Regions from separate parts of the Homo sapiens genome. Here region 2 is linked to region 1. A link is a loop called in an ENCODE intact Hi-C map of the cell type or tissue named here. Cell type or tissue: IMR-90. All regions are shown on one strand. Each heading gives the region's core, and the rest is flanking DNA. Links, peaks and the distances in the headings are about the cores only.

Region 1 (4,395 bases), core at 279-4,278:
TAAATTGACCAGAACACAGTTGTGACATTTGACCTCAAGTTAGTGAAATAAAACTTTAAAGAGTAGGGGGGAAAAAGAGACATGCGGACAGCAGCAGAAGTAAGAATGAAGGAAGGGGCAGAGGCAGGGGCAGGGTAGCAACAGTGCCAGCGTATTTCAAAAAAGGGCAGAGGCTTGGGATCAACTGAATTAGAAACTCAGTTCTACCTATTTAAAAATCTCAAGTAATTCCTGATATTATCTCATAGTACAATGACTAATGTTTCGTAAAAATAAAGAACTGGCACTTGGAATAAGCTTTATCATCATCCTCAGAAAGCCAGATGTGGCACGGACTGCTTATTAGCTACTGCATGCCTATTCTCCTTTTGTCTGTGGAAGCTTCATGATAAGCTTCTATGTCACTTACATAAAGTACATCATTCATATCACAAACCCCCCCAAACACCCATATTTCAACAGTAGTCTTAGAGCAGTGGTTCTCAACTGGAAGTAATTTTGCCTCCTACCCCACCCCCTGACGTTTGGCAATGCTTGCAGTCATTCTGAATGCCACAAACGGGAGGGAGGTGCTAATGGCATCTGGTGGATAGAGGCCAGGGATGTTGCTAAACATCCTACAATGCACCAGACAGCCCCCACAAAGAATGATCTCAGCCTACAATGTCAACAGTGCCAAGGCTGAGAAACCCTGCCTTAGAGAAAATTTGCTCAGGGTTAAGCTAGTAAAGGGAAGAGCTTCAATCTGAATCCCAGCTGTTAGACTCCAGTGCCCAGTCTTATTTTATTTTTCTGTGCCTGGTACACCAAAAAAGGATCAATATATATGGTTGCTGTTGTTATTATTAAAAGTTAATTTGCATATACCCTGAATGTTCTGTAGACTGATATTCAAAGTGCCGCCTCTGGACAAGCAACATCGGCATCCATCCCCTGGGAGTTTGTTAGAAATGCAGACATCAGACTCCACCTCAGACCCTATCAATGTGCATGTTAACAAATGATTCTTATGCACATTAAAGTTTGAGAAGCCAGCTACAGAGGATTATTAAGAGCAATGAATACCAACTGTTTCTTTCTTTGAGACAGTGTCTCACTCTGTTGCTCAAGCTGGAGTGCAGTGGCTCAATCACAGCTGGCTCAAGTGATCCTTCCATCTCAGCCTCCTGAGTTGCTAGGATTACAGGCGTGCATCACCACACCTGGCTAATTTTTAAATTTTTTTTAGAGACAGGGTCTTGCTAGGTTACCCAGACTGGTCTTGAACTCCTGGGCTCAAGCGATACTTCTGCTTGGCCTCTGAAAGCACTGACATTACAGTAGTGAGCCACAGTTCTGATTTTCTAGATTTAAATTACCATTAATATTATTTAGCTCCCTCCTCCCTTGTCTACAACTCTTTGCAGTAATAAATATGCATCAACCCTGGTAATGCCTAGCTCTATTAAGACAAAAAACAAAAACAAGAAACAAAAAACAAAAAACCCAAAACTGAATTTACAAAATGCTTATATGAAAAAAAAATCCAATTACATCTACATTCCCTATGACAAACACACTACTAAAAATCCACTCCTGATTTACTCTTCTATTGCTAAGAAATTCATAGAGAAGATAAGCTATGAAGGTAGCAATCTACCAGAGATACTGGGTGAAAGCTGCCTTCTCCATGAGATCTACTTGGTACATTCTTACCCTCAGCACCCCTTCATAAAACAGTAACCTTTTGTAACCTAGAAGCGAGTGGCAGAAGGAACTTGAAAAATGAGAAAACTTTACTAAAGAAACTAACAGGGTAGTGACACGATTTTGTAAGTGCTATTAAAAAGCAGGGCGACCACTGCCATAGTCCTAATAACTAAGTTAGAAGGCTTCCTCACCTAAGGTGAGGGGAAGAGGAAAGGAAGAGGCTCTGGTACTGTGAGGAATGTACCATTCAGGTTAACTATCCCTTGGAAAGAACTTGCAGACCTAGAGCCAACCTAAAGGGCTCCCCAGAAAAACTAGTACCCACACACAAGAATTCACATATTTGGCTGGGCACAGTGGCTCACGCCTGTAATCCCAGCACTTTGTGAGGCCAAAGCGGGCAGATCACGAGGTCTAGAGATAGAGACCATCCTGGCCAACACAGTGAAACCCCGTCTCTACTAAAAACACAAAAATTAGCTGGGCGTGGTGGCGAGCGCCTGTAATCCCAGCTACTCAGAAGGGTGAGGCAGGAGAATCGCTTGAACCTGGGAGGCGGAGGCTGCAGTGAGATGAGATCACGCCACTGCACTCCAGCCTGGGCGACAGAGCGAGACTCCGTCTCAAAAAAAATTCACATTAGTGGTATCCACTGTATCAAGGAAGTTATACTGGAACACGGTGGGGCTAAATAGGGGATATATCTTCCTAACTATGGGAAGGAGACTATCCCAGGCACTTAAGATCTCCAACAGTGTGGCCATTTAATGGCCTTCTAACAAAGCCCTCCAAAAGTCTTGTAACAACAACACTGAGGAAATGGTGCCTACTGTCTTCCTCTAGCATAAAGTAGATAAACTTCCGAAGGAATTTTTGACATAACTTTTTGTGACGCACAAGGATGATTTGTGGCCTATGGAAGCTATAGAGTTCATTTTTAAAATTTGTTCCAAACCAGGAAGAGAATAGATTTGTCTGGGTATTTACACAGACTGCTATAGTCATTTGGATACAATCTTTTGTACATCCGAATTTAAGTCTCTAGGGGGTAGTAATTTCCCACACATACTACAGGACTTGGCACACTAACAGTTACCAATATTTAATTAGATGATCAAATATGTACTACTGTTTGGGATTATACAACAGTGTTTCCATATTAGGTAAAATAATTAAAACATCACAAAAGCTCAATCTTGCCCAGTTAGTCATTCAATCGTAGGTCTTACTGTATATGCTGCTGCTCTAGGGACAGTCCAGCACATCTGGAAATTTACATTCCAATATTGAAAAAAATTAGATGACACTGTTTTTAAAAGAAAACTACTTCCAAGTAACTTGTAAGTAAAGGGTTAAGTTACTCTGGTAGGGATGACAAAAGAAGAGCAGACCTAAAAAATGTGGACATTAGGGGGTCACTCTTAACTAGGGATGGCTGAATGAGGAGTTATTAGTACAGTGAGCTAAGGAACCGCACTTTCCCTTCTGGCCTGTCAGGGTAGTCGTGGGGGTAGGTGGCAAGCAAGTAAAATGACAAAACTAGTTCAATGCCAAGTGCCTGAAAGAAGCAGGGGTTGGGGGTACGGCAGTGATTAGAATTAAAGTAAGATCAGTATCCCTTGTGTCTTGAAAGCCATTTTCCTCTATAAGATTAAACATGTAGGTAAGTCAGGATAAAGGTGGATCCAACAATAGGTCTTTTCTGCAGGAATTATACAAGCCTGAGTTGGAACAATTCTAATCTGCCCTTTCGCCCAAGAAGTTAGAAAAAACGAGTCAGGACAGAATCCAATGCTGTGTGTGTGTGGTGATGACTCCTCTATTCCCACTAAAGAATCCAGAGCTTGGGTGTCTGGAATCTGCCTTATGGTGGAGTCCAGATTCTTCAGTTGCAATGCTTATGCTACCATACACAAAACTGCTATTTGAATGAGTAAATACCAACGGGTTATTAGTCCTGGTTCTTCAGTTCACAGGGCACAACTGACTCTTCTATTGGGATGATTAACTATATTGTGCATAAGTGAGAGTCAGCTGGGGGAAAAGCAGAGCATCTTGTTCAGACTTTTTGAGGGGAGAACGTATTGTTAACACCTCTACCCTCCACACATTTAGTGCTGATCCCCAAAAGCAAGAGTGTCACAAAGAAAGTTTTAAAAGGATACCAAGATTCTCTTAAAGGAGCTTATCAGGTTTTACTCAATTCTAAGAAAAGATTCTGGCACACATCTTTGATTACGAAATTAATTTTAGCTAAAGGTCTCCCATTACACTCAGCTCCTTATGCAGCTTCCACACTGCAACTGCTGCCAATCTCAAACTCCAGGTGGGGCAGTCAGGGGGCTGCTAGGTCAGTGGGAAGCATGGGAAGTGACACAAGTACAGAGTTCAAGAAACAGACTTCAATAACTTGCTACAAAGCAGAGTTGTGTGAACAGTCTTGCACAGTGATTTTTTGCTCACTGTGTGATATGAATCTATTATTTTATTGTTTGGCAAAACCTTTATCTGGTAATAATAATTTTCAGTTTTTTGTTGCCCACTTTTGCTTTCAAAAGTGTTCCAACTTGCATGTTATATGGTTACCCTATTTATGAAGGAATCAGAACACCTCCCTGCACTGGTCAATCAGCCTGAAACTCTCCTGCCGGTCTCTTATTTTTTTTTCTTGAGACGGAGTCTCGCTCTGTCGCCCAGGCTGGAGTG
Region 2 (4,395 bases), core at 66-4,065, 270 kb after region 1:
CTTCCTTAGGTCGAGGTAGTGAGTCCAGCCCTGAAGGTGCACAGTCCTCCAATCAAATAAGCCCGGAGTGGAGCAGCATCCTGACAGACACTGAGTCACCTGCTTCCTCCAGCCAAGGACAGAAACACTCTCTCTAGTTGCTAAAGGTTGAGACAATGCTTGGTGGTTTGGAGATATTCGCAAACTTCTTCCCCAAGTTATTTCATCTGTGCATCTTTCTCTTGTTCCATTTTCCCAGGGCAACGCAAACCATCTACATTAACATATTCATTTTCTAGGGCTGCCATAAAAAAGGCCACAACCTAGGAGGCTTAAATATATTAAAACACATTGCCTCCCAGTTCTGGAAGCTAGAAGTCTGAGATCAAGGTGTCAACAGTGCCACATTCACTCGGTGGGTGCTAGGGATGGGTCTGTTGCAGGCCTCTCTCTGGCTCTGGGAGCTCCTAGGCTGTGGCAGCACAACTCCAGTCTTCACGTGGCGTTCTCCCTGTGTGCACATCTGTGTCCAATCTTCCCTTTTACAAGGACATCAGTCATAATTGATTAGGAGCCCTGCCCAGTAGGTACCTACTCCAGTGTGACCTGATCTTAACTAATGACATCTGCAAACAACCCTGTTTCCAAATAAGCTCACATACTGAGATACAAGGAGTCAGGACTCAACATATGGACTTCAGGGGATGCAACTTGACCCATAGCAGTCAATGTTTCTCAAACCTCAGTCATTTTTTAGACCACCTTTATAATTGTTCTCTTGAATAATATGAGACCTATACTATTAATTTGCCATTAGCTCTTTTTTTTTTTTACCTAATACCATAATACTGTATACCATGAACAGAAAACCAGTATCACATGGCATAAAGAAGTTGATGATAAACATAATACATAAAATACATTACAAACATAAATAATGTAATGTAATAAATATAAAAACATGACTATTAAAATAAGTGTTTTGGCCAGCCATGGTGGCTCACACCGGTAATCCCAGGACTTTGAGAGGCTGAGGTGGGTGGATTGCTTGAGCCCTGGAGTTTGTGACAAGCCTGGGCAACATGGCAAAACCTCGTCTCTGCAAAAAATACAAAGATTAGCCCGGGGTAGTGGTGCATGCATATAGCCCCAGCTACTTGGTCGGCTGAGGTAGGAGGATCACCTGAGCCTGGGATGTCGAGGCTACAGTGAGTACCACTGTACTCCAGCCTGGGCAACAGAGTGAGACCCTGTTTCAAAAAACAAAACAAAACAAAACAAAACATAAATAAATAAAATCACTGTTTGCCAATGTATTACTCCAAATCTTTTTCTTATCTCCTGTAGCTGAAAACTGCCTTTGGAAAATACATACTATATTTAATCTTGATGGGGTCTGAGGGGCATTTCTAGAAATTACATCAAAAGCCAAGAAGGCACTCTCAGCATGAGAATCTCAGGCCCTCATAGGGTGGAAACAGAGAAAGGCTGTGGTCCACTAGGGCTTGGGAGGGGAGGATGAGGTCTAATTACTCTACCGACACAGTACACAGATCAGAGGATCAGAGAGTGACCTTACAAATCACATTTCATAAAAGAAAAAGTGAGGCCCAGAGAGCTGAAGGCCAGACAGCACCAGGGCCCAGGCTGGAACCTGATCCCTGATTCCCACTCTCACATCAGTGAAGCGAACCCTGCGGTGCGGCAGCTGGATAGAGCTTCCTGCAGCCGATTAAAGATGAGGTTTGCAACGCACCCGGGTTCTGTCTTGAGGCTCATGACACACCTGGGTGTCGGCAAACTCTTGGCGATCAGGCATCTTTCTGAGCTAATTTTGGTTTATTCTTAGCAAAAGAGAAAGGTGCTAAGTTTAGCATAAAGATGGTGCTTCCAATTGTCCTCAAACTGTTTGCTAAAGAGAACTATGTTGTTTTCTGGTTGGTTAGTTTTATTTTTTGAAAATATAGTAGTTGCACGTGGTTAAAATTCACATCATGCTAAAAGGTATGTGGTAAAAAGTTTTCTTCCCAGTTCTAACTCACAATATCCGAAATCCCCCCTCTGTAGGCCCACAATTCATCTGTTTTGCGTATCCTTCTAGAGCTGTGAAGGTGGAGTAGCAGCTTTAACACAGACACCAATGAAATATCTGAAACAAATTTCACCAGAATTATATCACTTCTGGGAACAACCCCTCAGTCTCCACGGATCCGGTGCTTCTACCCTACCCCCTACTTAACTCATTTTCTTTCTCGTCCTCTTTTAATTAAATTTTAGCCTTTTTAAGGTATTCCAGGTGAAGAATACTGGATAGGAATGGGGCAAGCAGCTGCAGCCACGCCCACTGGCTCATGAAGGAGAGTCTGGCTGCCCATACGAGGAGATCAATAAATCTTGTCAGAATAAGAATTTGGGAAAGGAGAGAGGTAGATAATAACATTTATTCAGCACCTACTATTTGACAGAAACTTTAAAATATAACCTCATAAAGTGGGTGTTTTCATTTCCAGTTTGTAGAAAGGAACCCAGGGGTGAGAGGTTATGGAACTGGCCTCAATCCCCGCTCGTCCGATTCCAAAGCCCATGCTCTCTTGTCTGCATCCTTTTGGGGACGGGAAATCTGCTGGAATTACTTCCACTTAAGGGAACAATTCACAGTATCAGACAGATCCGGTTCCTTACAGGATAGGCTTCATCTTTATCTTTGCGGTTCTTCTGCAACTGTACGTGGTCTAGGGATGCAATAAATGCATGCATATTGAGTGCCTGAGATCACCAAGGAAGAGAGAAGGAGAGAAGACACAGGATAGAAAACCAGGGATCAGAAACATTCAGAAGTGTGGAAGGTCACCTTTGGGGCACGTGAGATTCGAACCAGAGCCCAGGGAGAAAAGAAGTTCAGGAAGGAGGGTTAACAGCATGGGCTGCTATGGAGGCCTGAAGATCAGCTTCTAGAAGATGCTGTTGGTGCTGATGACTGGTGATCTGTGAGTGGATTCAGTAAAGTGGCAGAAAGGAAGGCAGATTGTGTGTGTATGTGCATGTGTGTGTGTGTGTGTGTGAGAGACAGAGAGAGAGAAGTGCACTTAATGCCGATGTTCACCTCATGTCTTGTTTTCCGGCTACTGCAACTTGATGAGGTTACATTTACCAGGCCTTCATTCTGAAGCCTGGCATTTCTCCCAAGAGTGCCAGTTCTGCCTAATGAGAGCAACTCAAGCGAATCCACAGGAAAGAAAAAGGAAAGTGACATTTTAATTTTATCCAGGCTGAAACACAACTGTACGCAAGGAATGTGCCTGTAATTCTGAATCATGAATGTACCAATGCCTTGCTTTATGGAATAGAAATGTGCTCTGTCCAAATTGGCTGTGAGGTGAATAAACATTACTTTTCCACTGAATTCAGCTATAAAACGACTGGAAATCTTTCCATGGGGATTGGGAAAAAAAAAGAAAAGAAAAGAAAAACAGAGAAACAAACCCACTGCCAGAAGGAAGAGAAGACACAGAGCTGACCATGGCCGGCTCCTGCAGGGCAGAGGTGACTCCGCGCTTTTCTGGGACCGATTTGTGTTGCCTTCTTCCAAATACCCTGATCTGTAAGGATTGCTCTAACTTCCTCCTGCTTTGTTTTTCCCTTAATAGGGAAATACGGGCTATTACACCCAGCGGAGCTGGCATACAATATTTTGCTTTGCCTGGGGTCCATTTGACACAATGCTGAATGTTCCTTACGTTCAAGGGTTTTGGCTGCATAAACTCAGTAATTCCCTACTTCATCAGTTAGTAAATACACAATTATATGTATCAAGTTTACTCGGACTGGGAGGTGGCACAGCACTGTGCTTTTGCACATGGGGCTTCACAGCCACAGAGACCTGGGTTTGAGACCCAGCTCTGCCACTTAGCAGCTACGCAAGCTTGGCTCTGTTAAAATCTCTGGGTTTTTATGTGATAGGGATAAGATACACCTCGGGGGATTACAGGAAGCATTAAATGAAATTACATGTTTGTATATACACACACATACACACACACCTGTGTTTGTATGCATACACACCATGTGTTCGATGCTTTATGCTGAATATTTACTGGGTACATATTCAGCAGGGGTAGTAATTGTGATGATGGTGGTGATAATAACAATACACACACAGAATCTTGTCCCAGTAGATTACCCTTTTATATTCTGCCACAGAGATCTATTTCCATTGCCCAAAGGCACACAATTTTCACAGCTTTCTAAAATCTCAAGCCTTCTACATTAATAGTACTAAAAGAATTTTTTCCCAATCAGAAGGGCAACATTTTTAAATCTACAGATAAGAAATGCTACCATATGCCTGAGAACCTCCGTCTTCCGCAAGTCACATCACCGCCCAAGAATGTACTGTCCAGGGTGTCTCATTACTTT

Evidence for each region. Peaks named below come from ENCODE experiments on the same cell type or tissue, not always from the same donor. Only the 100,000 strongest peaks of a DNase experiment are listed, where the experiment ranks them.
Region 2: a loop joins it to region 1, with 16 times the contacts of the local background. A loop is called at or near these places in 1 of 110 quality-filtered maps.

The regions. Positions count from the first base shown.
Region 1 is chr3:23,873,710-23,878,104 of GRCh38, reverse strand. The region is part of intron 3 of UBE2E1 (ubiquitin conjugating enzyme E2 E1); the gene reads right to left. Among named protein-coding and RNA genes, the nearest start is that of NKIRAS1, 41 kb to the left of the region's middle. In IMR-90, for the core only: a CTCF peak has its summit at 2,708; DNase peaks (open chromatin) are centred at 604 and 3,544; H3K27ac peaks cover 206 bases.
Region 2 is chr3:23,600,366-23,604,760 of GRCh38, reverse strand. No RefSeq gene overlaps it. Among named protein-coding and RNA genes, the nearest start is that of UBE2E1, 200 kb to the left of the region's middle. In IMR-90, for the core only: no CTCF peak of the experiment used is centred there; no DNase peak of the experiment used is centred there.